2 separate regions of the Mus musculus genome follow, and region 2 is linked to region 1. The links are chromatin loops, found by intact Hi-C in ENCODE. Cell type or tissue: heart. All regions are shown on one strand. Links, peaks and the distances in the headings refer to the core of each region. The heading gives the core; the rest is flanking DNA.

What was found. Peaks named below come from ENCODE experiments on the same cell type or tissue, not always from the same donor. Only the 100,000 strongest peaks of a DNase experiment are listed, where the experiment ranks them.
Region 2: a loop joins it to region 1, with 10 times the contacts of the local background. A loop is called at or near these places in 7 of 42 quality-filtered maps.

Annotation. Positions count from the first base shown.
Region 1 is chr3:89,764,505-89,779,805 of GRCm38, forward strand. It overlaps Ube2q1 (ubiquitin-conjugating enzyme E2Q family member 1), which reads left to right and starts at 9,105. Exons shown (of 13, transcript NM_027315.4): 1 at 9,105-9,534; 2 at 11,573-11,677; 3 at 12,008-12,112; 4 at 12,727-12,777; 5 at 14,925-15,065; 6 at 15,251-15,301. The coding sequence starts at 9,208. 4632404H12Rik (RIKEN cDNA 4632404H12 gene) reads right to left here and starts at 8,896. Exons shown (of 2, transcript NR_130957.1): 1 at 7,998-8,896; 2 at 3,007-5,058. It overlaps Chrnb2 (cholinergic receptor, nicotinic, beta polypeptide 2 (neuronal)), which reads right to left and starts at 128. Exons shown (of 6, transcript NM_009602.4): 1 at 1-128. In heart, for the core only: a CTCF peak has its summit at 8,244 (motif pointing left); DNase peaks (open chromatin) are centred at 8,247, 8,857 and 10,257; H3K4me3 peaks cover 3,694 bases; H3K27ac peaks cover 2,558 bases.
Region 2 is chr3:89,451,628-89,466,928 of GRCm38, forward strand. It overlaps Pmvk (phosphomevalonate kinase), which reads left to right and starts at 7,491. Exons shown (of 5, transcript NM_026784.3): 1 at 7,491-7,837; 2 at 10,255-10,318; 3 at 12,669-12,821. The coding sequence starts at 7,743. In heart, for the core only: a CTCF peak has its summit at 5,274 (motif pointing right); DNase peaks (open chromatin) are centred at 5,284 and 7,464; H3K4me3 peaks cover 1,965 bases; H3K27ac peaks cover 2,341 bases.

The DNA of each region.
Region 1 (15,301 bases), core at 3,394-11,393:
TCGCGGCCTCCAGGGCTGAAGTGCCCACTGCGCGGCAGTTCCTGGAACGAGGGGGAGGTCCCGGCTTCTTGCCGGTCCCGGCTGCTCTTCTAGGGAACACAAGTGGAACTACTAGGGGAGGAGTCTCCGCCCCGGAGGCGGAAGCGCGGGATCCCAGGGAAAAAAAGGTGGTCCCTGTGAGGGGACCTTTGACTGGGCCTGCCGAGGTGGGGTGTGCTTGAGGCGAAAGCGACCCCACTGCTCAGAGTTCAAATGCTCCGAAGTTGGGGCATGACGTGGAGAGGTTTGAGCAAGACTGGGAGGGTTGAGAGTGGGAGGGAGACAAGTAGGTCAAGGCTCTCTGGACATGGGGTAGGTTGGGGGCGTTTCTGTTTTCCTCTATGTTCTTACCCAAACTGATGATTCTAGTTTTCTGGAAAGCTAAGAGTATAGCGGAGAATATGCACATTAGGACCTTGGACCTACTTCTTTAGTAGGCAGCAGGGTGCTGTCTAGTTTTGAAAAGCAAATTTCTCCGGAGTTCTGGAAGAGAGTCTTTTCACCTGCCCCCTTCTCTGCTTCCATAAGCTCAGACAAGGCCAAGATCTTGCCATTCTCCTGGGGAATCTAAGCTAGATAGGTCTAGACCTCCTGAAAAGAAGGTGGCCTTGAAAGTTCTGAGATCTGCATAAGCAACCAATATCAATGGTTCCTTCCACGCTGTGTTCTGGGGAGATCAGGGGACCATTTCACAGAAAGAATGAAGCTAACACAAAGAGAGCAAAGATGAGAGAGGTGTCAAAACTCAATGACATCTTTGATCTTGAAAGCCCTGAACTTTTAGCTACTGAGCCCATAAAGGACCTCTTTTTTTTTCTTAGTGGATCAGTGGTCACTTTCAACCAAAAAGATTTCTGTCTGAAGCAGACTTAGCAGACAAAAGGCTTCGCTTCATCTCGTCAATGCCTGTCTCAGCTCCACATTCTAGCTATTGACGACGTCTTTAAGATCCTTGACTATTTAACCCCTCCTAGCCCTCGGTCTTTTAAACATGTAGTTCCCTCCAGCTCTTTTATCACCCCAGTGCCCCTACCTACCTTTTACTTAAACTTGAGTGTTTTCAGGAATTCCAGTTCCTCAGGGAATCTGTGACTGACAAAAGATTGAGTTAGGTACCTTGCCAGACTCTTCTAGAATGAAACACTTCTATAGCAACCACTGCCTTTACAGTCAGAGTATGAACTAGCATAGGGCCTGGCTTGAGATGGGGGCTTAACAGGAGAATTGTAATGCACGATAGACATATCTTAATATGTATAAGTTCAGGCAGAAACAACTTATTTAACAAATGCCCAGTGCCATCACTATCCAGGGGATAGTGATACAGCTTGGTGACAGAATGCTTGCCTAGCATGTGCAAAGCCTTAAATACAATCACCAGCATGGAAGAAAAAGGGCTTGGGGAAGAGCCTGAGAGGAAAAGGCAGCAAAGCACAGGAGAGGAAGCAAGCTGACAGGGAGAAGAACAACCACAGTGCATGTGAAGGTGGACTGAAATCTATGCCATAGGTCCAGGGCAGGGTATGTGTGTGTACAATAACTAATTCAGAAAGAGATCTGAACACCAAGAAGTGAAGCCTAGCAAGAAGGCAAAGGGTGTGTGCAGTCACATCACAGTGAAGCCTAGCAAGAAGGCAAAGGGTGTGTGCAGTCACATCACAGTGAAGCCTAACAAGAAGGCAAAGGGTGTGTGCAGTCACATCACAGTGAAGCCTAGCAAGAAGGCAAAGGGTGTGTGCAGTCACATCACAGTGAAGCCTAGCAAGAAGGCAAAGGGTGTGTGCAGTCACATCACTTGGGGAAAGGTTCAAGGGTTAGATCTGTCTTCAACAATTTAGATCAACACAGGTTGAGTATGTCCTTTGAGCTCACAATTGTTTGGTACAGAGGAGGCAATGATCAAAAAGACTTAGTTCCAGATATTAAAGAGACCACACTAGTAGAAGATTACTAGACACTGTGCTGACTGTTATAGGAAGACAAACATGAGCACTGTAGAAGCTGGGAGCAGGGAAGGCAACAAGGACTGGATAGGACATAAGTGAAAGCAGAGCTGACTCATAGCAAGGCTAGCTCACAGGTATTCCACATCCCGAGACAGCATCTCCAGTGGATGCAGCATGGTGGAGGAAGGCTGACAATGTCTTCTGTTGCTAAACTTCCTGGAGTGCTTACTCTTTTCCTGATGATGGACTGAAGGCTACTCCCCTTTTAGATGACACACTCGGGACCATTCATTGCCTTCTAAATGACAGACTTCTACATCTCCTATCTTGTACATGATAGACTTGGGGGTCGGGGCATTTAATTGCTCTATGGATGACTGACTGGGGGCGGGACACTGACTATATGAATGATGGGTTCGAGGGGTGGGCACTCAGTTGTCTAAAGCCTGAGGAGGTAACCTATACGCCTCAGTCTCCTCAAATCTTCGATTTTTGCTTTGAGTTTACTTCTAGCTTGGCAAGTAATGAGTTGACTGAGATAAGCAACAAGTGACAAAGGAGAATGGGACATCCTCCCTCTTCATCTGTACCCACATGCCTTCTATATTCCCCAAGAAGACAGGTAGCAGGAGACATGTAGAACCATACAGGGTTGAGAAAAACACAGAATTATCATCCCTGACACACACACACACACACACACACACATATACACACACTCACACACACTCACACACACACACACATATACACACACTCACACACACACTCACACACACACACACTCACACACACACTCACACACACACACACACTCACACACACACACTCACACACACACACACACTCACACACACACACTCACACACACACACACACTCACACACACACACACACTCACACACACACACACACTCACACACACACACACACACACACACACACACACACACACACACACACAGAGAGAGAGTAAGCAGAGTTCTAGTGCCCCTGATTACAAGGAATGTTTTCTCCTGAAGACATTAAAATTAATACATTTCCTTTATTTAAAGTGTTTTGCATTTTAAATTTTTGTTATCAGGGTAATACTTGTGTTCATGAAGACCAACTTTAAAACACGAAGTAACAAAGCAGAGAGGATTCAAAATCGTGCCTCCAAAGGAAGAGACAAAACTATGTATCTACAAATATTTAGGTATACCAATGACACAGAGAACTATAGTCCGCATATCTGGATACATAAACGCCCAGATTTTGTGTAAAAGAACAATTACAAATAATCAGGCTCTCCTCCCTGCCACTATTCCTCCTCTTCAAAGACAAGAGACCCCTTGTCTCTTCAAGTTTGGGCTTCTGGGGCTGAGAATGTCTCAGTGATTAAGAGCACTGGCTGCTCTTCTAGACGTCTCCAATTTGATTCCTAGCAATCACAGCTCACAAACACCTGCAACTCCAATTTCAGATGGAATGTCTTCTTCTGGCCTCCACAGATATTACACCCATTGATACAGATACACACACCGCACCTGAATATGTACATGCAAGCAAACACTCATACCCATAAAATAAAAAATTCTAAAACTAGTTATTGGAAATTATTACATAATAGTATCAATGCAAATAGTAAATTTTATAGTACGTGTATTTTTAAATAACTTTTATTCTCAGCATTATTTATTTATTATATGTAAGTACACTGTAGCTGTCCTCAGACACTCTAGAAGAGGGCATCAGATCTAATTATAGATGGTTGTGAGCCACCATGTGGTTGCTGGGATTTGAATTCAGGACCTTCGGAAGAGCAGTCAGTGCTCTTAACCACTGAGCCATCTCTTCAGCCCAGTATGTGTATTTAAAACTATTAAAATAACACTTTTAAAAATAAATATTTTTATCATTTTAATAAAAACACTTATTTAAAATAACATTCATGTCTGTTTTGCTTGTTATTGTTTTATTTTCAAGACAGAGTTTCTCTGTGCAGCTTTAGCTGTTCTGGGACTCATTCTGTAGACAGTCCTAGCCTCAAACTTGGCTCTGCCTGTCTCTGCTTCCTGAATGCTGGGATTAAAGGTGTGTACCACCACTGCTCAGCTGTCATATTTTGGGCACACAAATATACACATAAAACGTACATTTTAGACATTTTGCAAAGAGGATCCAAGTGTGTTATACCTTTGTGATCATCCTTCATTCGTTAATTCACGAGTCTCTTTTCATCTGAGTAAGCATTCTTGGGCTGTATTATTTATTGTACATGCTCAGCAAGCCCTCTGTTGTAGTGTGATTTGTCTTGTGAGCCTGGGCCTTTAAAGGATCCCTAGTTGCTAGTCAACTGGCCTTTTAAGAATTCTTAGCTGTTAGAACTGCCGGACCCTGTGATCTTCAGTGTTGGTTGCCTCTTGGATTTCTGGGAACAGGAGATTTAAAAAAAAAAAAAAAGCCAACTGAGGCTGAGAAAGCACAGGGCTAGCAGAGGGAAAAGAGAAGGGAGTTGAACATGAATTCTTCTAACAGAGTAAAAAGAGAAGACAGTTGGTGACAGCTGAGCCAGGAGAAGCTGAGCTGAGCAGATAGGCTAGAACAGTTGCTATAGTTTGGAGTTGCCAGTACTGAGAAAACTGAGAGAAGGGATTCTTTAAGCATACTGTTGGTGAACTGAGGGAGGAAGGGCTGGGAGAAACCTTTGAAGGGGCCGAGTGATTAAACCAGGACGAGGGCTTATAAATTTCTGCTCAGTGGAAGGGTATCTACTGGGGCTCTGAAGCCCAGGAACTGCACAGCTGATGTGGGGCAGTGTCTCAAGGGCAGGGCATCCCGAGACATGGGAGTCCAGGAGCCACACAGCTCTGAGATTCCTGAAGCCTTCTCAGCAGAGACACTGCAGCTCCCAGGGGAGGGTATCCCAGCTGAGCTGAAGAGATCAGGAAGCTGAGCCCCCTCCCCTGCTTTAATTCTTCCCTTCTCTTCATCGCTTCTTGGCTTATAAGAGTCACACCAGGCAGCAAATCTCATGAAGGGATTGGAGAGATGAATCCAGGAGAAGGAAGGACAAATCCAGGGGTGGCTTCTGGAAATGGACAGCAGAGATTGAACAAAGGGCAGGGCTTATATAGGATTTCTCAGGGGCTAGAACTTTTCGGGCAGATTTCCAATGTGAGGATTGGTGGGATTTCAAGTCCTACGCTTGGGGAAGATCAGGGATTGGTGGGGAGGTTAGCGAGGAGGCAGTGCCACTGTGGACAGCTCCTGCAGTAACTTCTTCCTTTAATGTTAATTTTATGATGGCCACAGGCTGAGGCAGGAAAGAAGGCACTGTCACCGTGGACAGCTCCTGTGGTAATGCTCATGACAGCAGGTGAGGTGTTGTGGTGCGGCCATTTTGAAAACTCTTGTGGTGGTATGACACGGCAGCTGAGGGCTGGAAAGAAGGGCTGAAGTTTGACAGCTCTTACAGTGCACCACTCGGGGACTATAGGGCTGCTAAGAAGTTAAAACAACTGGTTACTGTTTGTAAGAAAAGCAGACATTAGAAAAAAATTAAAACAGTTTATACTCTGCCATTGAGGTAACCCTACAATCCCGATTTCTCTTCCTTATTTTTTTTTTAAGACAGGGTCTGTGTAGCTTAGGCTGGCATCAAATTCATGATCTTCCTGTCTCAGCATCCTGAGTGCTGGATCCCCTCCTTTGTCTTAGAATTTATGCCTTTCTTCCTAACCTCCTTCCACTTCAGAACCAAACCTTGGTTTCCCACAAAGCTCAGCTCTGTTAGTGCTGCTACTGATATTTGCTTCCACAGCTTAAGGCTCTGTTGACCTTTCAATCTTCCCAGTTCTTACAATAAGCTCAAATCCCTAAACGCTCCAAGATCTGGTCTTTGCCTGCCCTACCTCCATCATTCTCCTCTATTCTAGACCAATTATTCTTCTGTTCCTTCAGTTTGATAATCTTTCCTTAAAACCCTGTGTGCCATTGTGATGGCTAAGGAAACTGCATTCTGTACCAGGTACTTCTTTGATACCCACTGGCAGAGCTCTGCCCTAAAGTTCTGAAAGATGAACTCCTAGCAAACTCCACCCTCCACAGAATGGTGTAACTGCTGTGAAATGATTAACAGCTTGCCCTGGCTTCTGTAAACCCACTTATCACTGTTTTCAGAGGTATCCCCTTTAGAGCTGTGAATAAGGGGAAAGAGACGGTGCCTCACATAGCTGAGGGAAGTTAAGAACTTTCTTACACAGCTACAAGTTCCACAGAAGCAAGATAATGGTCATCTCCACCTTCAAAAAAATCCTTCTCTTAACCCCTTGTTGGCAGCATGCCTTTGATGTGGCTTTAAAGTGGCTTTAAAACCCCACTTGCAGTTTTAATAAATCTAATTGTAATTTGAATTGAGTTTGTAGCCTTTGCTGGTGTTCTCACACTCTGTAACTTGAGACATGTCAGCTCTTGCTCCACCCGTGCTACTCACTCTTCAGAAATGAGTGTCCTTCATTCAGAACTCCTTTCCAGATGGCTAGTCTTCCCCTCTGAGGCACTTACTACAGCTAAAAGTCAGTGCCTGAGTGTGTCTCTGTGCATTAAATGTCTGCTTTGCTTAGTTTGTATTTATTGTTAGGAGGGGCAAAGGCCATGGCATGGTGTGTGAAAATCAGAGGACAGCTTTGTGGAGTCTATGCTCTTCTACTTTTTTGGGTACCTAACATTATTAAACTCAAGACACTAGGCTTGTGTGGCATCTGACTGGCCCAAGTGTCTGATTTCCTGTCAGGTTGAGAAAATAAGGACTGAATCTGTTTCATTTAATGCTGTTTCTTCAGTGTATCATACACAGTAGGTGCTCAGTAAATATTTGTCCATTTCCCACATTTAACAAGGCAGTTTGTTTTGTAGATTCTGGTTTTATAATTTCTATTTTCCTTAATATGAATTCCATGAGGGTAGGTTGTTTTTAATCACTTGCCTCTGCATTCACTAAATAAATATATCTACTTCATTTCCAGTTCAGATGGCAACCACACTCATGCCCAATTATCTTAGGTATGATTTTACATGAAGCTTAGCAGCAACCAAAAGAGCTGAGATGCTGAGTGAAGTAGCAATAGAAGGCACCATGCCCCACTGACCTTGACTTCTGGGTTTCTCAATGACAAAGCATAGCATGGATGAGGCCCTGGGCTCAATCTTCAGGACAATAAGTAAATGTATACATTTAAAACTTGTATATGGGGTTGGGGACATGGAAGACCTAAAGTTCCAGTTCCTTGGGTAAGGGCTAAAGGTCATGTGATCTGTGAAAAGTTCTAAAAGGAAGTGTGTGGGGCTAGTAGAATAGGGGAGTTGAGCAAGGTGGTGCATGTGTGCCTATAAGTTAAGCACTGGGAAGCTAAGACAAGAGAATAAGATTCAGGCCAGCCTGGACTATATAGCAAGACCCTGACAATAACAATAAAGGAAGCAGGCAAGCAGACAGAACAGGGTAAAGGACGTGGAGACAGACTTAGAAGTTCTGCTCAGTATCTATACATCCTGACCTTTATCTGTAAAATACAGGTTAAAGCACTCACCTTGCAATGGTGTTAAGGGTTAGAAATATTTGCTTAGTATTCCTGGCTTGGGGAATGCTTGATAAATTAGACTTTTTACAATTACTCTTTTTGTGTGTGATGATGGGGGAGGGTGTCAAATTTGGAGCTTCTACTAGCTAAGCAAGCATTCTACCACACCCTCAGCCCTTATTTATTAGTTATTTGGCCGAGAAAGGAGTTTACTAAGTTATCCAGGTAGGCCTTGGCCTTCTGACTCTCCTAGATAGTTGCGACTACAACCCTGTTCTGCTAGGACTGGCTTACCCTAGTATTTTATGCTTCCAGCTTGTGGACATAGGCACAAAGATGGTATGCAGCTAAATGTTCAGGCTGCTCTGGTCATTAGAAAAACCAGCCCCACCCACACACCCACACTCATCCCCCCAGGCTCAAAGAACACGAATTTCTTAAAACATACGGAGTTAAACTTGGCCTAGTAAAGCTTTCTGCTAACATCACTGAGTGAATCAGTAGCCCAGCACCAAGGTACAGTCAGCTTCCAAAAAACATAGAGGTGGTGACGGTAGACGGGCCAACGGCTCACATGATGAATTGGTCCCAAACCCATCAGGCCTTACAACATCCTGGCACCTGCCAGTTTGCAGCTCTGGGTTTCAGGACCCTCCGTTGTCCTTTGTGATAGTGCCACCTAGTGGGAACGACGAGGTACTGCCGCAAACTTCAAGCCCCGTTCAGGATCAGTGCGACGAGGTGGGAAGAAGAATAGCAGGTAGGCGTGGGTGTCGTCTATGCAACCCCTAGCTTAGTACTCTGCACTCACACATAACGAAGCCCTGTGATTCTGTGGAGGAAGCCGCACCATCTGTCCCCTCAGACGTAGCTGACCAGCGACCATACTCGATACTTCAGTATCCCTGCACAGAGCCTTTGGGAACAGGCTAAAGAGGCCTCCCCGTCTTGTACAGTGCCATTGTTGTGATGGAGAAACTGAGGCTCCCCAGGAGCGTAGATAACCCAAGGTCACACACCATAGAGGAACCGCAGGGAGATCCAAGTCCGTTTCTCCGACCGTAGCGAAAGGCGCCTTCCCGCCGCAGACGCGGAGGCCGGTGACCCGGCCCGACGACCCCCATGGGAATACAGGACAGACACGGCCATGCGCCGCACGCGGGGGCCGCGGGACGCAAGCAGGAAGCCAGAGTCCCGCGCGGGGAGCCCCTGGGAACACAGGCACCGGCCACGTGACAAGAGACGCCGGCCATGTGACAGGGAAGCGCTGGCAAAGGCCCCCCGGTGCACGGTCACGCACGACGCACGTACACGCACGGAAGCGCTTCGAGCAGCGAGGCGAGGGCCTAGGGTCACATGTGGAGGGTGACAGGCGCGGGCCGGGGGGCGGGAAAGACGCGCGGATCACGTGCCGGGGGCCGGAGCTCAGAGGTCACGTGAGGCCGGAGGCGGGGCCGCCGCGGAGGGGGAGGGGCGCGCGGCTTCCGGCGGCCGTGGGGGGGGTGGGCCGGCGAGCGGAGGGGGCCTGTCCCGGAGGTGGCGGCGGCGCCATCTTGGCGAAGGGGGGATCAGGAAGTGCGGACCGCGGCGGCGGCGGAGCCCGGAGCGGAGGCCGGAGGCTCCCGGCCCGCCGGCCCCGGAGCGGAGCGGAGCGGAGGATGCAGCAGCCGCAGCCGCAGGGGCAGCAGCAGCCGGGGCCGGGGCAGCAACTGGGGGTCCAGGGGGCGGCGCCGGGGGCCGGGGGCGGCCCGGGAGGGGGCCCGGGGCCAGGGCCCTGCCTGAGGCGGGAGCTGAAGCTGCTCGAGTCCATCTTCCACCGCGGCCACGAGCGCTTCCGCATTGCCAGCGCCTGCCTGGACGAGCTGAGCTGCGAGTTCCTGCTGGCCGGAGCCGGAGGGGCCGGGGCCGGGGCTGCGCCCGGACCCCATCTCCCCTCCCGGGGATCGGTGCCGGGGGACCCCGTCCGCATCCACTGCAACATCACGGTGAGGACCTCGCTTGCGCCACGCTGGGGGTCCCTTGTCTGGTGATCGAAATCACACCATACAACCTCCTGCTCTCGAAGGACCCGGAGGCCAGAGCCCCCCTCTTGGTGCTTGGCTCCTTCTCTCCAGGCTACACTTGTTTCTTCAGCTTGAGGTTCTGTGGTGCAGTCACAGTCTCTACTGTTGACCCCTGAGAGCAAGGGACATCGGGACATGTGGCCCCTCAACCACCTCCTCCTATGAATCCACCCACACCTCAGGTTTTATGATTTTGGCTCCTTCTGCTTACTCCTCCACAACTTTACCATGTCACCTAGAAATGACCCATTCTTCTCCCCACCCCAACTCTAATAAGATTCCAGGCCTGTGCTGGAAGGACGTAGCCTGGAACTCAGCCCGGTTCCATAATGACCCTTCTCAGTAGTTCTTTCCACTTATATGTACCCACCTGTAGGCTCCCTGCCTAGGCATCCCTCGTACAACCCCTCTTTGCTCCCTGAATTTCACTAAAGAATAGTGCCGTTCATTGACCCCACGTTGGATCTCCTCTTACTAACTCTGGTGTAACTAACCTTTAATTCCTCTTTTTGCCTTGGCTCGTAGCAGCTTTGCCACTTCCTCCCCACTCCTGGGGTCACATCTGCTTATCCTAGGTGACTGTCACCTTTTCTGGTGGTGACAGCAATGTGTGTTTTGAGCGGCAGCAGTGCCATCGCTCCCCAGTAGGCATCGTTCCATCCTACCTATCCTTGGTCAGGAGGCATCTTCCATGCGTCCTGCCTTATTTTATTCCCTAGTGTCCCTTGAGGAAATTGTTGGGTGCAATTTTATAACAGCTGGTACTGCGCGATACAGTGCTCACGTTGTTGGATAACGCCCACTGTAATGGTCTTGTCCCTCCTGGAGCACCTTTATCCACACTGGAAACGGGAGTTGCCTGGGGGGAAGACAGACGTGAATTTTGTGGTTCTTGGAGGCTTTGATTCATTTTTTTTTTCATGGTGTTTTCTAGCCCTTTCTGCCACCAAACCAGGTCGTGGTTTGGTGAGGTAACTTTGGGAGTGGAGTAATAATGAGATACTTGAGTTTTGATGGGGCCTCATCTATCCCAGCTGAGGCTTACCTCACCAAGCTAGGACCACCAGGAGTGGCTCAGTCAAGTAAAGATTGTAGCATCTTTGGTACTGTTTTTCCTGCAGCACTGGTTAGAGCTGTGGCATCGCTAAGATCCCCAGTAGAAGTGGGTAAGGCTTCCTTGGCATGTGTTGAAACATCAAAGATTGGATTTTGCTAAGTGGATTCACTTACGGGTAGGTTTGCCTCCTCCAGCTGCTTCCTTTCGGTTGCCAAGGCCATCTACTATCTTTGTCTTTGGGGGTTCTCAGCTGCAGTGCCCATGGCCCCTCTAAAAGAAACTTGGCCTACACTGGCCCTCTTGCCTTGGGCAGAGGAGGGGAGTCTGTTCAGGCTCCTGTGGCATGGTGGCTCAGGAATGCTGGGAATGCCAGTAGCATAGGCTCTGTTCTCCCAGCCCATGCCTGGGCTCAGGATGAGGGCAGGTTCCTGAGGGAGCGGTAGGGAGAATGGGTCTTAGAGGGACTCTGGGGGGTGGGGGTGGATCTTGCTACTAGCTTTGGAGACTATTTTATTAGTTCCTTCTCCCCTGGTGGCTACAAGCCTGCATTTTTCACATCAGTGTGACTGTTATGAGGTGATCTTCCCTCCCCTGAGTTTGGAAACACTGAAGGAGTCTGGCCTGGTGTGGGAGAACTTGGAGTGTGGCAGGCAGGCAGGCAGGACAGTAGAGCCAGAGCTTCCTTTACTGTCTTCAGCTTTCCCTGGTTTGTACTCTGAGAGGAAGAGAGTCCGCAGGTTGCTTCTTGGGTATGGTCCTTCCAGGCTAGTTTTCTAGGGAAGCTGAGGTTATAAGTGTAGGACATGGTGGTGGGAAGAAAGGAACCAGAAGAAGGAAGGCTAGGCAAAAACTGGTTTCTCGTAAAGTTTCTCATTGTGACCACTCTTCCTGTTTCCCCCTCAGGAATCATACCCTGCTGTGCCCCCCATCTGGTCGGTGGAGTCCGATGACCCTAACTTGGCTGCTGTCTTGGAGAGGCTGGTGGACATAAAGAAAGGGAATACTTTGGTGAGGGGGGCAGTGGGGAGGAATGTGTGTGTTCCTGAAGAGGCTTCAGCAACTAACGTTCCCTGTGAGGCAGCTAGTTTTGAAGAGTGGGTGGTGCCCCAGGTGGAATGTCTTGGACCTTACTTCTTAGGAGAGTTGCCTACTGAAGCCAGAGGGGGCAGAGTCCTGTAGCAGCTCCAGGATAGGTCCACTAGGGAAAGTCATTCCTATAACCACAAGGTCCATCCAGTGTAGAGAACCAGCCACCATTTTGAGATCTAAGCTAAAAGCTCATCCATGCAGCTATCCAGATTGTAGTAGGAAAGACGTATTTAATGTCTCTCCCCCCAGCTCTTGCAGCATCTGAAGAGGATCATCTCTGACCTGTGTAAACTCTACAACCTCCCTCAGCATCCTGATGTGGAAATGCTGGATCAGCCCTTGCCAGCAGAGCAGGTATGCAGCTGAGGAATGGGCTTTGGGTCCTGTGGCTGTCACCCCAAAGAGTGCTTAAGAAATACTTGGTAATTGAAACAGAGCTGCAGTAGCTCCTTCCCACCCCCACCGCTCCCAAACACACATGTGATTCTCAGCCGCTTTCTTCTCCAGATGGGAATCTAGCTAAATGGGACACTACTCACTGCTTCTGCCCTATCAGAACTCAGCCTCACGGGCAGCATCCCGACGGTTGAGATGAGAGGGAATTTTATTATTGAAGCAATAGCAGTTGATAGCTATTGGAAACCCAGGCCCTTTGCTTAGGATGAGAAATGCACTAGAGCTCTAGAGAAGAGCAAATGAGAGCAGGGTGCTGAGGAAAGGTAAGTTGGGCTCTGCAGAATAGATGGCAAAAGCAGCTATGGCATGTGGTCGGGAGAGAATAATTGGCTGGTATCAAAGTCATCCATGCCTTGGGCTCTTGCTACCACTCAGACCTGGCTGGGGGAGAAACTGGCATCTTTATGGGCAGTGCTCAGCTTCCAGACCTTCAGGGCCAGAGGATAGGTCAGATGCTGCATTCTAGCACCCACTGGGTCTGATCTTCGTCTTTGCCTCCTTCTCCACTGCAGTGCACGCAGGAAGAAGTGTCTTCAGAAGATGAAGATGAAGAGATGCCTGAGGTAGGCTTGCTACTCAAGATGGCATTGGCAAGAAGTGCTTGTCATCAGTATGGGTCATTTGATATTAATAGCTCCAGCTTCAAACTGGGGGAAGAAACAATATCAATAGGATAAAGACTGACTGGCCTGCTGTAAAGGAAATCACTGTCTGGATCCATTCTTTGAAAGCATTTAGTTGCCAGTGTGTTAAAACAAGTAAATACTGGGCAAACTTAATCTCAGATGGCTTCAGGAATCATGACAGACCCTAGTTTGTATCCTGATTGTCCTAGTTGGGGACTTTTATTTATTCTCATTAGGGTACAGTTTTCTCATTTATAAAATAGGATTCTGACTCGTACGTATCACATGATAGTTTCAGATAATAAGTAGTGTATAGTGCACCTGACAGAATCTTTAAAAAATATAGATACTGTGTTCTCATTTTTATATGTATGGATGTTTTTGCTGTGTGAATATCTATGCACTACATATGTGCAGTGCCTGTGGAGGCCAGAAAAGGGCATCAGATCCCCCGGGACGGGTATTACAGGTGGTTGTAAGTCCCTGTGAGGGTGCTGGGAACCAGTTTTCTAGAAGAGCAGCTTTTTAACTGCTGAGCCATTTCCCTAGTTCCTATTGATTTATTTTTGTGTAAGCCAGGCTGGCCTCACACTCACTTGTGTAGTCGGAGATGGCCTGAGTTGATCCTATTGCTTTTACATACTAAGTGCTAGGACTGCAGACATGTGCCACCCAAGCTTTAGGTAGAATGTAAATCATAGTTACGCTTCATAGCCAGATAGAACTTATTTCTGTGAAGTCTCCTTTGACTGGAGAATTAATAAAATTTATTAGTGAAATTAATGAAAATTAATTCACTGGGTCTTAGCTTTTCTATGATAAGTGAAGATAACGATAGAAGAATAAATACTTTATAAAGTAAGCTGTTGTATGTTGCCCCTAGTACAGGATGTCTTGTTATAAGGTGTCTCTGATCATGTTGTTTCCTATCACTGGGCCCATACTCTGTGACTTTGTACTGATCTTCAGACCCACAGTGGACAGGTGATCCCTGAAACGTAGTCCTTCCTCGAGATGTTCAGCCTCTGCCACGCCCGCAGCACCTGACTGTGGGCCTGAGGTTGCCACAGTGTGGCCTCTGCTCAGCGAGCTGCTTGTTCCCTCAGAGCAGGGGTGAATAAGGAGCTAACTATAGTGTTAAGTTGTACTGTCTCTTGCTTTGGCCCACCTCATTTCCATCTTTGCAATGAGTGCTTCCAGGGACCTAATTCTGGTCCTGCTCTTGTAGGGAGGAAAAAAAAAAGATTATGGTCTAGTTTTCTTTTTTTCTTATTTTTTAAATGTGTTGTAAGACAGGACAACTTTGAGGAGTCAGTTCTGTCTACCATGTAGGTTCCAGGGATAGAACACAAGTTATCAGCCTTCTCAGCAAGCCGCCAAGCCACCTAGCTGGTCCTAGTTTTCTCCTTTAGGCCTAGGGTCCTAAGGACTCCTGGGTGAGAGTCTAGCCTAGTAAAGCAAGCTTTTACTTTTCCTTCACCACTGCAAGCCAGAGTCATTCATCTAGAAATTGGGGAGTTTTCTGCTGCCAAAGGAATTTTAGGGACAGTTGGAGCAGGGTTTTCCTAGGGACAAGAAGACAGTCCCTTTCTTGGTCCTCTTTGTAGCTCTGCTGCTGTGGTTTAGGAATTTAGAAAGGAAAGAAAATTACCTTGGAAGGCCAGACTTGACATAGGCCTTTAATTCAGTACTCAGGGGTCTGAAGCAGTATAATCCCTGCAAGTTTGAAGCTAGCCTGGTCTACGTAGTGAGTTCCAGGACAGCAAAGGCTACACAGCAAGACCCTGTCTAAAATAAAAGCCAGGTGCACACCTGCATCCATAACACTTGGCAGGTGGAAGCAGGAAAATTGGGATTATCCTTGCTTTATAATGAGTGTAAGACTAGTCTGGGCTATTTGAAACTTTGTTTCCAAAAACTAAAAACAAACTTGCCTTAATAGGGCTGAGCTGTTTTCTAGAACTGGGAAATTACTGCTAAGACCATGGGGGGAGGGGGGGTGGCTTGGGGCTCTGGGACAAGTGGACTGAGGAAAAGTCTATCCACTACTTTTGTGGTAACATTCCTTTGCACTCCTGCCTCAGGATACAGAAGACCTAGATCACTATGAAATGAAAGAGGAAGAGCCAGCCGAGGGCAAGAAGTCTGAAGATGATGGCATCGGAAAAGAGAACCTGGCCATCCTAGAGAAAATTAAAAAGAACCAGAGGCAAGATTACTTAAATGTACGTGCCTTGTAGAGAGGCAAGGCAAAGGGTTGTTGGGTCCCGGCTGGGGAGTGGCAGGCCACTGCCCATCAGTATAGAGAGCCGTCTCCTTTATTGGATCTTTCCAGTCCTATCCCTAGTCCAGACTGCCTTAAGGTCTACCCACCAGACTAAGGAGTAATGGTGTTTCCCCTCGTTCCCAGGGTGCAGTGTCTGGCTCGGTGCAGGCCACTGACCGGCTGATGAAGGAGCTC
Region 2 (15,301 bases), core at 4,135-12,134, 310 kb before region 1:
TGTGTGGCAGGCAAAGGTTTTACTGCCAGCGGCACCTCTTACCATTTTTGTTTGGAGACAGGATATTACTGTATATCCCTGCCTGACCTCAGACTTTCAATCCTCCTGCCTCTGGGGCCCGAGAGGCTGGGACTACAGTCCTGTACCGCCACACCCTTTGCAGGGCCTTCTACGTTTAAGTGGAAAACATCATTCTGTTAGCCAGTCCCCAAAACTGCTTTCCCGGGGGCCATAGCCTGTTACTTCTCCCTTCAGATTCTGCTTCTCATCTGTTCTCACTGCCTTTCCAGGCTCCCCACATGCCCGCAACCCAGCCTTTCACCACCCATGTCTCTCTCTCTCTCTCTGCTTCTTGCAACCTCCTGACCATACTCCCTCTCACCCTCCACCTGTGACAGAATGACAAGTGGAGTGGAGTGAGTCACCTCTGGTCCTGTCTGTCCCTATTAGTTCCTGAGAGTTAGGGTAAATACTACCCTTGAGAGCTGTTCCCAGTCTCCTTTGCTGGGCCCAAGGACAGACCTCAGGACTAGCTAGCTGTTGCCATGGTAACCTCTCAAAGGCACCCAGGTGCAGGAGCTCTTTATATTCATCCTGGTTCTAGGTCACAGATGTGTCTGGTCCCTTCATGTGCTTACAACAGGGGCTTAGGTGCTTCTCCATTGCACTGCAGCAATGTCCTGAACCCAGACACATCAGGTTTCTCCCAGCCTTGCTGCTTTTATCTCTGATTTGCCCTAGCTGCAGAATCCCACTTAGAATTCTGAGTCTGTTGGCCCCACCCTCTGGGATGGCTTCCTTTTCTGTCACTGTGGGACCCAGGAGACCTAACTAGAAATTTGGCCTGAGAAAGTTTGGGGTCGGAAACTCTAGTGTGTCAGGTTTCTAACTTAATCACCCACAGGTCCTGGGTGAGATGTCTGTACTCCCTTAGAGTTCAGCTAGACTCTCATGAAAGTTAGGAGTGGCAGTCCCCCTCTTTAGTGAGTCGCAGTGAGATCTATGCATGACAGGGCTCTTCAAGCTGTGGAGTACAGTCATTCGTGGATGTTTACCCATGGTTGATGCTCTAGTTCCCTATATAAAAGGTCATGGTGCTGGCATATTCCCTAGACAGAGCCTCCTGTGCAGCAAAGACATCTCTCTCGATTACTGACGTTGCTGCCCAGGGTAATGTAAATGCTAAGTGTTTGTTTCACTGCATGGTTTGGGGAATAACAAGGAAAAACCCACAGATACTCAGAACATTTCCTTTAGTATCAGTTCTTTCCTTTCCTTTTTGTGGGGGGAGAGGGTTGGTGGGGGAAGGGTGAGACTGTGTAGGTCTCACTATGTAGTCTTTGCTGGCCTTGAACTCACAGAGACCTGTTTGCCTCTGCTTGCCTCTGCCTCAAATGAGTGCTGGGATTAAAGGGATGTACCACCATGCCCTGATGTTTTTGAGTCAGGGTCTTATAGAATCAGCCTAGCTTTGAACTCACTGTATAGCTAAAGCTGGCCTGCTCCCACTGCCTCAGCCCAGCCTCAGCCTCCCAAAGCCAGGATTCCAAGCTCGTGAGGCACGCTAGGCTCCTCTCTTCCTCTCTCCCTCTCGTAGTCCTCCCCTCTTTCCTTCTTTTTTTATTTTTTTCCTTTGAATTTTTTTTTATGTGCATTGGTTTTCCCTGCATGGATATCTGAGTGAGCGTGTTAGATGCTGGAGTTACATATACTCATGTGGTTGCTGGGAATTGAACCTGGGTCCTCTGGAAGAGCAGTTGGTGTTCTTAACCGTGGAGCCATCTCTCCAGCCACCTTCTTTTTTTAATTTCTTCCTTACCCTGTTCCGTCTCAGCTTTCTTTCATTTCCTTTTGGTTATTCTATGACAACTCAGGTTGGCCTCCATCAGTAGCTCTTCTGCCTTGGCCCTAGCTTCGGGGTTTACAGGCGTGAACCACAGGGAGGGCCACTGCTTCTTTTACTATTTTGTGGGAGGGGGTGTTGGTTTTTTTGTTTTCTTTTGTTTCTTGTTTTTGTTTGTTTGTTGATTGGTTTTTCTAGACATGATTACTCTGTGTGGCCTTGTCTGTTCTGTAACTCACTCTGTAGACCAGACAGGCCTCAAACTCAGAGATCTGCCTGCCTCTGCCTCCGTGAGTGTGTGTGCCAACACACTCTGACCCACTTGTCTTTTAACTTTAACATTACTCTTTCTCCTCTCTCCCTCCGCCTCCCCTCCCTCCTTACCTCCTTATTTATTTATGTGTGTGGAGAAGCATACAGTGCTACGTTGTGCGTGCAGTTCAGTGGACAACTTCCCCAAGAGTTGGTTCTTCTTGTGGCCTTGTAGGACTGAGCAGGTTGTCAGGCTTGGTGACAAGTGCCTTTATCTGCTGAGCATCTCATTGGCCTTCTTTTTTAGTTTTGAGCCATTTCTCACTATGTAGCCCAAGCTGGCCGACCAGAAGTCAAGCTTCTCTTCCTTCAGTGTCCTGCTTATGGCGTGATAGGTGCATACTGTTAATGGGCACCTCAGCACCTCCGCCGCTTGTTGCAGGTCTGGTATATACCTAACATATACCATATCTTTACTATTTACTAATTTTGAGTATGCATATATACTCAAATATTTACTATGGGGTCGGCTGACTTCATAAATTGGAGCACACTGATACAGAGGGCCAACTGTATTATTGTTGGGGCTGGAGAGATGGCTCAGGAGATGCGGCGCGGCGAGCACTGGCTATTTATTCCAGCTTTCATTTCCTTTTGGTTATTTTATGACAACTCAGGTTGGCCAATTCACAGCATCTAGATGGTGCCTCACAATCACCTGTAACTTCAAAGTAAAAAACCAGAAGCCTGCAGTGGTTTTAATTCTAACCTCTAGGGGAAACCAGGAGAGCCCATGAGCTTCCGACGGGGAGGAGAGGGCACCGGTCTCAAGCCTGGCTGCAGCCCTGCTTCCTGACCCTCATACTAACTGGATTAGCTTAACACAAGCAAAATGCTAGCAGTATTTGCTTAATGCTGCCAGGAAGCCTCTGCTGACGCACGGAGAGGACCTGGAGAGTGGCCTCGGAGGCAGTTGGTGAGAGACAGCAGGGACTTGGTGATGTGGGAGGGGCAAAGGTGAGCTTGGGTGTGTGTGTGGGGGGTGTGTGTGGGGGAACAACCTGTGGGTCCTAGGGGACTCTTTTGTATAGGAAGGGCGAGGGTATCCCAAAGGCACCGGAGGGCAAGGGAAGCATCCAGAGAGCACAGAAGTGGAAGCGGAAGCCTAAAGAATGGGTGGAGGATGGGAAATGGGAACTGGACTGTGCTTGTTTGAGGAGGTGCTTTTAGTGTGGGCCAGGCTGGATGGGATGTGGACAAGGAGGAATCAAGGACACTTGGCCTCCTAGCCTGGGGACAAATGGATGACAGTGCCTTCAAGAAGTGTCAGGAAAGGGGGAGGGAAAACAAAAGCTGGTTTGCTGGGGTGGGGTGGGGTGGGGCGGGATGGATGGGGAAAGTTCTGGGTTTACAATAAGGCTGGTCAACCTCCACCTTTCTCCAAGCTCTGTAGCCCTTTACATTATCTGACCCTCTTCCTTCCTCTGGGACGGGGTGGGGTGGGGTGGGGTGGGGGGGTGGTAGTAGAAGTTGTTACTAACCTAAGATACTAACCTTCACTGATCGTGGAGATGCCCAGCTGATTGGGCTGTGTCATTCCCTGAGGTCATTGCTGAGACCCTATTGTGACTCAGGAGTACAGGCAGAAACCTGAAGCTTCCAGGCTAAGGGTGGAGAGGAAAGTGTTGGAGAGCCAGGTCCCACAGGGCGGCCTGCTTGGGACTGTGGCTGCGGGCCTTCACCCAGGCATTGTGCTAGGAGGGGCCAGCGGAGCCATTAGCTTTTCAAATGTTTTTCTGTCATTTTATTTTATTTTATTTTATTTTATTTTATTTTTTGAGACAGGGTTTCTCTGTGTAGCCCTGGCTGTCTTGGAACTCACTCTGTAGACCAGGCTGACCTGAAACTCAGAGATCTTTGTCTGCCTCTTCTGGGATTAAGGACATGTGCCACCACTGCTCAGCCTCTTTTCTGTCCTTTTAGCTCACTGAGAAATAGATTTTGAAGGGAGTGAGACTCTTTTTTTTTTTTTTTTTTTTTTTTTTTAGATTTATTTATTATATATAAGTACACTGTAGCTGTCTGACACTCCAGAAGAGGGAGTCAGATCTCATTACAGATGGTTGTGAGCCACCATGTGGTTGCTGGGGTTTGAACTCATGACCTCTGGAAGAGCAGTCAGTGCTCTTAAGAAACACACCACACACACACACACACTGGGGGGTGGGGAGAGAGAGAGAGAGAGAGAGAGAGAGAGAGAGAGAGAGAGAGAACGAGAACACAATGGCCCAGGCAGCAGTGTTTGGACCACAGGAGACTGTGGCTTCCTCATCTCACACAGTCAAGCAAGCAGTCAGATCTGAACTAACTATGTGCAGATAATGTTATTTTGCAAGGGCCTGGGAAAGAACCCAGGGCCTGGCCTATAGGGCCAGCACTTCCCCTGAGCTTCATTCAGCCCTTCTGTGCTCTCTCTGGCTCCTCTCCCTGGATCTGTGTGTCACTTGCCACTTGGAGAAGAAACAAAAGAAGCTTCAACCCCTGCTCCTTGGGCTCCTGGTCCGGGAAGCATTTCCCCTGTCTACCAGCTTCTGTCTCAGTGGCTCTGACTTGTGGGTAGACGGTCAGCTCTGGAAGAGTCTTTACTGAGTATCATTTTCAGAGGTGGAGAAAGCCCAGAGAATAGCAACTTGTGCAGGCTCCCAAAGTTTGCTAGGACAGAGTCAAGCCAGGAGGAGCCCAGGGCAGTTGAGCTCAGGCTAAAAGTCCGAGTGTGCTCTTTCTTTTTTTTTTTTTTTTTTTTGGTTTTTTGAGACAGGGTTTCTCTGTGTAGCCCTGGCTATCCTGGAACTCACTCTGTAGACCAGGCTGGCCTCAAACTCAGAAATCCACCTGCCTCTTGCTGGGATTAAAGGCATGTGCCACCATGCCCAGCCAGAGTGTTGGAGTGTGCTCTTCTTTTCTCCTCTCCAGTCCCCCACCTCCAACACACACACACACACACACACACACACACACACACACACACACACACACACACACACACACACGTCTTTAAGTCTAGACTCTGAATTGAGTCTGGAGGAGCTATGCACTACAGGTCAGGCTCCTCCTGGTTCTTGTTTCTTGCAGATAGCTCTTTTCAGAGAAGTATGGTTGTGACCACACGGTGGCAGCAGCGGGTCGGACTGCAGGTGGGAGGGTCTGGGAGGGAGGCAGGGGGAAGAAGGGGCCTCTAGGAGCTGCCCCAGGACCTTGAGCAATTGGGTATGTGGTTGTGCAGTCCTAGTCTTGGGTATATGCATCCATAGAGGTCCCCTCTAACTTAGGGGGAAGTCCTGGCCTCCTGGTCTCCCCCATGGAGCACCCATTCTTTCCTTCACTTCTTGATCAGTCATTCGAGACACCACCCGACTCCACCCACATTGTTCCTGGCCCTGCCTTTGATAGCACTTGGTATGCTTTTGAGCATCTGAGGAAAGCATGGAATGCAGTTTGGGGTAAGAAGCAGAGGGAAGGGGCTGGGCAGGTATATCCAGGATGGGAAATGTTCATACTCTGGACTGGAAAACATCTGGTTTTGGAACCAGATGGAGCTAATTTCATCATTTAGAGGTCTAGACCTTGATACAAGTCTCTCAGCCCCTTACTTAATTTTATGTATGTGAGTGTTTTGCCTGCACGTATATTAGTGCACCATATACACGCAGTGCCTATGGAGGCCAGAAGAGGCTGTCAAGATTCCCTGGAACTGGAGTTACAGATGGCTATGAATCACCCTGTGGCTTCGAACTCAGAGATCTTCCTGCCTCTGACTCCTGAGTGCTGAGATCAAGAATGTGTGCCACCATTGCCTGGCTTAGGCAAATACATTCGGAAGTTTTGTGATTGGGACTAGAATTCCAGGGAAATTTGATTCCAGGGTGGGGCTGAAGGAAGGGGTGAGTTATGTCAGGCAGGTTCAGAATTCTGGGTGGAAGTTCTGATTTCTTTTGAGTGAGGGCTTAGTGAGCAGGAGGCCACAAGTGACTTCACCCTATATAGGCTTCGTTGGCCTGGTGAGAGCCAGCTTTCGGTGGGACCCAGAGAAATATTTATTGCACAGAGGTGGGACAATGTGCTGACTTACAAACTGTGAAATCACAGTGCTTAAAACAAACAGTCTGCTGTGAGTGGATACTTTAAAGTTTACAAAGTATTTTGTTGTACAGTTCTGCTTTCCTCTGTTTACCAAGCCTCTCACTTCCTTCTCTTTATTTTATTTTATTTTATTTTATTTTATTTTATGGCCCAGGCTGGCCTGGAATTTGTCTGCTTCCATTTCCAGTGCTGGCTGGCACTTGCCACTAAACCTAGTTTATTCAGTGCTGGCCCTCAAACCTAGGCTTAGGCAGAGGCTCTATCAACAGACAGACATCCTCAGTTCTGGCGATCCTCCCCGGTCCACTCTTTCTGTACCTGACCACTCCTGTTCTTTATTTTAAAATGATTTATGTGTTTTGCCCGTATGTCTGTGTACCTCGTGCATGCAGTTCCCACAGAGGCTAAGGGAGGGCTTTAGGTCCTCTGGAACTGCAGTTCCAGCTGGTTATGAGCGGCTAGGTGGGTGTTCAGCAAGGGCAGCCAGTGCTCTTAGCTGCGGAGTCATCTCTTCGCCGAAGCCTCTTTCGAATACGCAAAGAAATGATTTTCCTAAGAGTTTCTTTACGTTTCACTTTGGTTTTCACAAGACTTTGCAGTCTTATACACTGGAGGCAGTCATAGGCTGCAGGCTTTATTTTGATAAGCTTAGAAAAATGTAGGACAGCAATTTATATCTACAGATAACAGTAAGTAGGTGTCAGAACACTCTTAGTTTTGCCTCTCAACTTCTGGCTGGATGTTGGTCTCCGGAGGAAATTGGGTAATCTTGTTCAGAGTGGCGTCAAAACTCCTTAACCTAAGTTACTAATGTCACCAATGTTCTTTTTCGAGATTCTGAAAAGCTTTGGAGAGGAGTATGCGGCTAAAGAAAAGATCACTTAGTTCCAGCTGGAGGCTTCAGCAGTTACAAAACCTTTTCAACAGTGAAATAGCATACTGTTCATTAAACCCCTCCCTCGCTATGACGTCAAGAAACACACCCTATCATGTCATTGTCTGGTTACTTCTTTGGAAAGAGCTATTTTTAGTGCGGGGCAAACACATATTTGCTTTAGAGCATGAGTTATAACGTACAAATTAAAAGGCAGATTTGAAAATGCCTTCAACATTACTATTTTTCTTTATCTTTATGTTTGGCCGGTTGTGTAGAAGGGAACTTGAGGCTAGTCTTTCCAGCGTCACTCTCGGCTCACCTTGTCAGCCGAGAAGGCGGGGCCATGACGTCACATCTGGGCGGGCGTGGACTGTTCTAAGTGCGTGCTGCGCAGGGGGGGGAGGGCGGGGGGGGGCGGGAAAGGTACTTAGATACTAGGCTGCAAGGCTCTTTCCCTTCCAGTTTCTACGCCCATTCTCTGCGCGCTGGTTTCGATGTGGGCTGTGTAGTGTGGAGAAGGAGTGGGATCCCTCCTCCTTTTTGCTTCTACTGAGCGGGTCCACTTCGTGCTTGGCTGCATTTCAGGGGTCCGAAGTGTCAGCTTTAGGCCTGGTGAAGCTTGGTGGCACCATGGCCCCGCTCGGAGCCTCCCCGCGTCTGGTGCTGCTGTTTAGCGGGAAGAGAAAATCCGGGAAGGACTTCGTGACCGAGAGGCTGAAGAGCAGGTGTCCGCGGGTGCAGGGAAACCGAGGAAGGGCGCTACCGCAAGTGATGGAGGGCTTTATGGAGGGAGCTCGTGGAGGGCAAGGAGGGACAGGATGACAGGGCAGGGGAAGGCAGACCCTCACGGTCAGTAAAACAGCAGCCTGCACAAATCTCCCTCAAAGAACTAGGGGACTGCCACTGCAGATCTATGAAGATGTAGCTCTGCCTTCAAGAAACATGAATTACTACTATTACTATGCTGGCACCTTCAACGTGCCATTCCTGTTTGATGATTGTGGTCTGAGGTAACTGGCCTAGATAAGGAGACTAACAAGACTGTAAAGGTTTTTTTTCAAGACCACGTCCTGAGTGTGTCTGCTGCAAAGAGAATCTGCCCAGAACACCCTGCAATGGCAGGAATTTATGGAATATTCTATGCCAGGTGTTGTGCGTCTATATCATCTCATTTAACCTATTTAGCTTCTTTACCAAATAGTGGTATTAGCAATCCCATGTCACAGATGCAGAAGCAGGGGCCCTTAGGAGCTAAAACCTGGTGTGTGTGTGTGTGTCTCTGTGTGTGTGTGTCTGTGTGTGTGTGTGTCTGTGTGTGTGTCTCTGTGTGTGTGTGTCTCTGTGTGTGTGTGTGTGTGTGTGTGTGGTCCAGCAGCAGGGAGAGCTCATACATGTAGGAGTTCAAGGCCAGAGTGGACAACATGGTGAATTTTTAGTATTAAAATTTTTAAATTTGCTAGGGTTATAAAGTAGCAAACTCAGGATTTAAATTCAGCTTGGCCTGCCTGGAGACACCGTTCACTCACTCTGCCCTGCCTGGAAACACCATTCACTCATTCTGTCCTTCCTTTCTAGATATTTATTTTCAAAGATGTGTTTATGTGATGGGTGTGGGTTTGTGCCTTGGTGTGTGCGAGTGTTCTTGGAAGCCAGAAGAGGGCAGGTGATCCCCAGAACTGGAGTTACAGATGGTTGTGAGCCTTCATGTGGGTGCTGGGAATAGAGCCTTGGTCTGTAAGAAGAGCAGCACTGGGATTAAAGGCATGTGCCACCACACTTGGCCCATCTTCAGCTTTTAAGAAAGCATGGTTCTCGGGGTTGAGCTAAGACTGTCAGGCTTCTGAGGCTCGCCTTTCCCCCAGCCTTTTATTTTTCTTAAGTGATAAGAAAATATTCTAGGAAACACTGTTTTTTGTTTTCTTCTGGAAACTTGGGCTGGGAAAGCAGAGAAGGGGGAGAGAGAATGCTGGGGCTCCTCTCCAAGGGCAAGGTGGTCAGGACACCACGTGTGAGGTACCACAGCCATTCCAAGAGGTTCAGGGGAGCCCTGGGCTGAGGTTCTTACCCCAAACCTTTACCACTAAATAATCACCATCGGTGTCTAAACTTTACTTGTTCTTAGCTCCACACATAGGCAGAAGAACAGCCGGAAGCCTAGACGATGGATGGGGTTCGGCTGCTGGGAGTTCACGGCCTGGCTCAGTGCTTAGTGGATGGTGTACTGCAGATGTCTTATCTGTTCTAGTCAAGTTCTGCTATTGTTAAATGGGCATTACATGGGATGGCTAAAAGAATCAAAGGAGCCAGCCTGTCCCGGAATACAGTGTTGGCTATTTTAATTTACTGTTTCATTACCCACAATGTTACTTTTCTTTTCTTTTTTTTTTTTTTTTTTTTTTTGATTTTTCGAGACAGGGTTTCTCTGTGTAGCCCTGGCTGTCCTGGAACTCACTTTGTAGACCAGGCTGGCCTCGAACTCAGAAATCCGCCTGTTTCTGCCTCCCAAGTGCTGGGATTAAAGGTGTGCGCCACCACCACCTGGCACAATGTTACTTTTAGTTAACTTTCTTCACTCATCCTCATTTTCTTCATCTGGAACAAGAACCAGGCTAGTGAGGTGGTTCAGCAGACAAAGGCACTTGCTGTCAAACCAGTTGTCCTCTGACCCCCCCCACCCAGAAATGATTTTTTAAAGCGGGGAGCACCTATTTCATAGCACACAGGAAACAATTGTAAGTACACTGAGTATCTCAAAAGGGCAAATTATTAATGTTGCGGTAACCAGGTCAACGTTTACTAAGGTCTCTGTGGCTCTGAGAGGTTTATGCTGCCTTTGGAGTCCCAGCATAAACCTGATCCAACCAGAACATCAGCAGGTCTAGAGTTTCCTATGGCAATTATTTAATGCCTTCTGCCTGTTCAGGGCTCTTTTATATGCCTTTGACTTTTGTAATAGTCCTGTGTGACGGTAGGGCAGATGATGCTATTATTTTATCAGTGAGCAAAGAGGATCAGAGAAGGGGAGGCCAAGAGTAGAAATTCCTACGGTAGAAATGAGCAACAGAGGCACTACGCTCCTCTTTTGGATACTGGAGACTGCTGGCAGCGCAGGGTTAACTGGGTCTGATTCCTTGTCCCATAGACTTGGAGGTAACATCTGTGCTCTCCTGCGGCTCTCTGGTCCACTCAAGGAGGAGTATGCTCGGGTAGGTGGTGGCTTGTGGCTTCTGGGGGCGCTGGGATGAGCCTGCTCTTGGAGAAATGGCTACTGCTTGAGTCACTGGCTCAAGAGAGTCTAGATCTGATGTCCTATCTTAAGGACAGACAAACAAGAAAAGGAAGGGGTCCAGGAAGGGCTGTAGGCGCTTGAGTTGGCAGCTCTGATGCCTCGTAACTTACAGGATCTGTACTATAATCCCCTTTCTTCAACTATGTCACACTGGCATACTCTGCTACCCACCTGGCCTGATGCAACCCTGGGATTCTCGGGGCTTGGGAAGAGGGTGCCGTTGATAAAATGCTTGCTGTGACCTGATTTCTATCCTGAGTACCTACAGAAAAAGCCAGGCAATTGTGCTGTAATCCCAGCGCTAGGGAGGCAGAGACAGGCAGATCTCTGTAGCTTGCTTGCCGGCCAACTTGGTTTAATTGGTGAGGTCTAGGTCCCAGTGGGAGACCTTTTCTCAAAAACAAAATAAAAACCTCAAGGTGGATGGAGCAATATCTGAGATTGCCGACCTGTAATCGCGTGTAGACGCACAGGTACACACCTTTCCCCCAAAGAAGTTTAGGCACATGAACTGTTAGGACACATGGTTAGGTGGGCAGAAAGCGAGACGTAGAGCAGTGTGCAGATGGGCCTAGTCAGTGTGGCTTTGGTATAACACAGCAGCTGAGACTGGGTACTTTGTACAGAAAAGAGATATATAACACACAGTTGTGAAGGTCCAAGAACATGGTGTTAGCATTCTCTTAGCTTCTGGTGAGGGCCTTATGGTGGGAGGACAGTGGACAAAAGGAAGATCACGTGGTAGGAGGACTGAGGAGAGAGGCCTGGAGCCGTATATATTAACCTGCTTTCAGGGTGACCAATCCAGTCCCACAGAAGTGGAAACTCATTAGTCCTCTCTAAGAGCCACAATCCCTCAGAGGCACCATGTCCCAATACCACCACATTGGGGACAAGGCTAAACAGGAGATTTGGTGGGGACAAACCATACTAATGACTGAGAATTAGAATTATACCTGGTGGTGAATGCATTTCATCTCAGTTCTTGGAAGGCAGAGGCAGGTAGATCTCAGTGAATTTGAGGCCTGCCTGGTCTACAAAGAGAGTCCAGGCCAGCCAGGTTATGGTGTGAGACCCTGTCTAAAAAAAAAAAAAAAAGTATATCTTCTTTAGGTACATATATGAAGTGCTTCTTGCCCCTTTAAACATTGTTCCAGCTGTGAGGGATGTTCCAGATGTGAGTTTCTGTACTGCTGGAAAAGATGCCACTGGATCCGCAGTGCTGGCTGGCACAGGGAGAAGAAGAGGGGAGGAGAAGAGATTTTTGTTGTTGTTGTTGTTGGTTTTTTTTTTTTTTTTTTTTTTTTTTTTTTTTCCGAGACAGGGTTTCTCTTTATAGCCCTGGCTATCCTGGAACTCACTTTGTAGACAAGGCTGGCCTGGAACTCAGAAATCCAGAGAAGAGATTTTTATTGCAAACAAATGCATCTCTTTTGAATTTTGGTTGTTGTTATTTTACTACTACTACTACTACTACTACTACTACTACTAATATTATTATTATTATTTTGAAACAGGGTTTCCCTATATATCTCTGGCTGGCCTGGAACTCTCTTTGTAGACCAGGCTAGCCTCAAACTCATAGGGATACACCCACTTCTGCCTCCGGAGTGTTGGGATTAAAGGTGTGAGCCACCACCTCCTGGCTATGGGTTATATTTTGGATACTACCTTTCTATTCTGGCACCTTCTAGGTAGAGCCTTTGCTTGTCATTGTCTCTGGAGAAGAGGAGGGAAGGCTTAGAAGCAGCTCCCTGGGGGTCAGGGTAGCCCCTCCTGTCTGAGGGTTCCTCTGGGTGTACAAGGTCCTAGGAATGCCCAGAACCAAATGAAGCAATGCTATTTCAGCCAAGTGCCAGGACGTTGGGTATGGGAAAGGAGAAGGGAGACATATCTCTCTGGGGTTTTTCATGGAGGCAAAAGATGCCAGAAGGACACAAGATTTCTGACTGGAACACTATAGGCTAAGTTTGTGCCCAGGGCTTGCAAACTAACTTCAAGATTAGTTTAAGCCAGAAGTAATTGGGAGGAGGAAACCCTCAGAAGAGAAAATGACACCATACATGTCAAACAGTTTTGGAATTATCTAAGACCTCCCAGTTTTGGGTATCTTGGGGGGGGGGGTCTCCCTTTGTGAGGCTCGCCTCCTGACTGCCTTTGTCACTGTCCAAGCTGGCTAGTGACTGCAGGGAGGTGCCAGGTAGGACTGATCCTTCCTGCTTCAGGAAGGATGGTGGGACTGTGTCATAGATGGACTTGCATTGCAGGAGCATGGCTTGGACTTCCAGAGACTTCTGGATGCGAGCACCTACAAGGAGACCTATCGGAGGGACATGATCTGTTGGGGGGAGCAGAAGCGCCAGGCAGACCCAGGCTTCTTCTGCCGGAAGATTGTGGAAGGCGTGTCCCAGCCTATCTGGGTAAGGGGGCTCGGCCTTGGCGTACAAAACAGGTCTTCCCAACCCTCTCCTGGGGCCATCTCTCATCTTCACTGCTACCTTCTGTCCATGTCCTTCCGCCCACCTCTCTAGCATCTCAGAAGTCCTCCTGCCTCTGTAGGCCATCTCTGGACAGGAGCCAGGGTGACTTAAAAAGTAAGCCAGGGTGACTTAAAAAGTAAAAAGTGTATCAGTGGAATGTGGAGAATGTGCTCGTAACCGCCCCCCCCCCCAACACAAGTAAAGTCCGAGTTTTGATGTGAATGTTGGCGCTCCCGAGTTCCTCTCCATCCTAACAGAGCTGTAGCCGCCAGCGTCTCTTACATCAGTTATGTACTTGTGACTTTGCTTTTTTTCCTTCTTGCCTTCCCTTCTGTTTTCTTTTCTCTCTGTTTTATTATTTATTTATTTAGACAATGTTTTACTATGTTGTCAGGGCCAGCTACTTTGTAGACTAGGATGGCCCCAGACACTCACAGAGATCCACCTGCCTCTGCCTCCCAAGTGCCTGAATTAACTGTGTGTACCACCACACCTAGCAGATCATGCCTTTGCGTGTCTTTTTCCTGCCCAGCTGCCCCTTCCTGACCTTTTTACCTGATTTACTCTGACACTTTTCATGTCACCTCCATTGGGAAGCCTTCCTTGATATACACCATTGTCTTTTCTTTCTTTCTTTCTTTCTTTCTTTTTTTTTTTTTTTTTTTTTTTTTTGGTTTTTCAAGACAGGGTTTCTCTGTATAGCTCTGGCTATCCTGGAATTCACTTTGTAGACCAGGCTGGCCTCGAACTCAGAAATCCACCTGCCTCTGCCTCCTGAGTGCTAGGATTAAAGGCGTGTGCCACCATGCCCGGCTTACCATTGTCTTTTCTTTTTCCTTTTTAATTTTTTTTCCCTTTTCTTTCTCCTAAGACAGGGTCTCATGTAACACAGGCTGGCCTTGGACCTCTATGTAGTCAAGGTGACTTTCATCCTCTGATTCTCCTGCTCCCACCTCCCCAGGTCTTAACTAGCCCACAGGGACCCTACACTGGACTGTCCTTATTCATCCTTGTGGTAAATTCTGAGTGAGTGTCTCCTTTTGCCAGACACCTCTCTAGGTTCTTAGGGAATGCTGGTTCAAAATAGAATGAAGAGTTTACCTTCAAGGAACTTCCCGTTATAGTCAGGATTTGGGGAGACATGTAGGTGGTGCCAGGGGTGGGGGTGGGGGTCAAACAAGATAGATGGTGGTGTGGGCAGCTGGTGAAGGACTGCTCTTTAAGGCCTGCTGTCTAAGGACTGCTTTTTGAGGCTTAAGAAGGCCTCGTTCTTAAGGCGAGGTCAGAGCATGACTGTAAGGAAGTGAAGTGAGCTGAATGGGTAGTTAGGGAAGTAGCTTTCTAGAGAGAGGGACGAGAATATGAAAGCCAGAGAGGGGTCCATTCCTTCTGTTTGAGAAGCAGCCATTGTGGTAGCCTTGGGAGGTTAAGGACAAAGGTTATAAGGCTTTGGGAGAGTCTAGGAGTCGCTGAGAAATTCTAAGAAGAGGAAAGACATGGTTTAGGAATCAAAGGGCAGTTGACTTAATTAATAGGGTGTAGGCCAATGGTGGAGTGTGTTTTAGTGTCTGGACATAGTTCTTGGAAAGAGTGGGGTTAAAAACCTGAGACAAAAAAGCCGGGCGTGGTGGCGCACGCCTTTAATCCCAGCACTCGGGAGGCAGAGGCAGGCGGATTTCTGAGTTCGAGGCCAGCCTGGTCTACAAAGTGAGCTCCAGGACAGCCAGGGCTACGCAGAGAAACCCTGTCTCGAAAAACCAAAAAAAAAAAAAAAAAAAAAAAACCTGAGACAAGAGATGGCTTAATGAATAAAACCCTGGAGTTCAGATTCCCTGGAAGCCACATAAAAATGCCAGGTGGGGCTGGTGAGATGGCTCAGTGGGTAAGAGCACCCGACTGCTCTTCCGAAGGTCAGGAGTTCAAATCCCAGCAACCACATGGTGGCTCACAACCATCCGATCACGAGATCTGACTCCCTCTTCTGGAGTGTCTGAAGACAGCTACAGTGTACTTATATATAATAAATAAATAACTCTTTAAAAAAAAAAAAAAAAAAAAAAATGCCAGGTGGGGGCTGGTGAGATGTCTCAGTTGTTAAAGGCATCTGCTGTCATGCCTGAAGACCTGAGTATGATCCCTAGACCCACATGGCAGAAGGAGAAAACTGACTGCTTTGAATTATCTCTACACACATGCACAGGCACATGTGCGCGCACGCACACACACACACACACACACACACACACACACACACACACCACTCCCACATCTGGCATTATAGATGCACATTATAGGTGCACATGCCAGTAATTCTAACTCTCGGGAAGCTAAGGCAGGGAATTGAAGGTTAGCCTTCACTATGTACCAGTTTTGAGGCCGGCAGGGGCTAGGCAGTGATACTTTGTTTCAAAACCAAACAA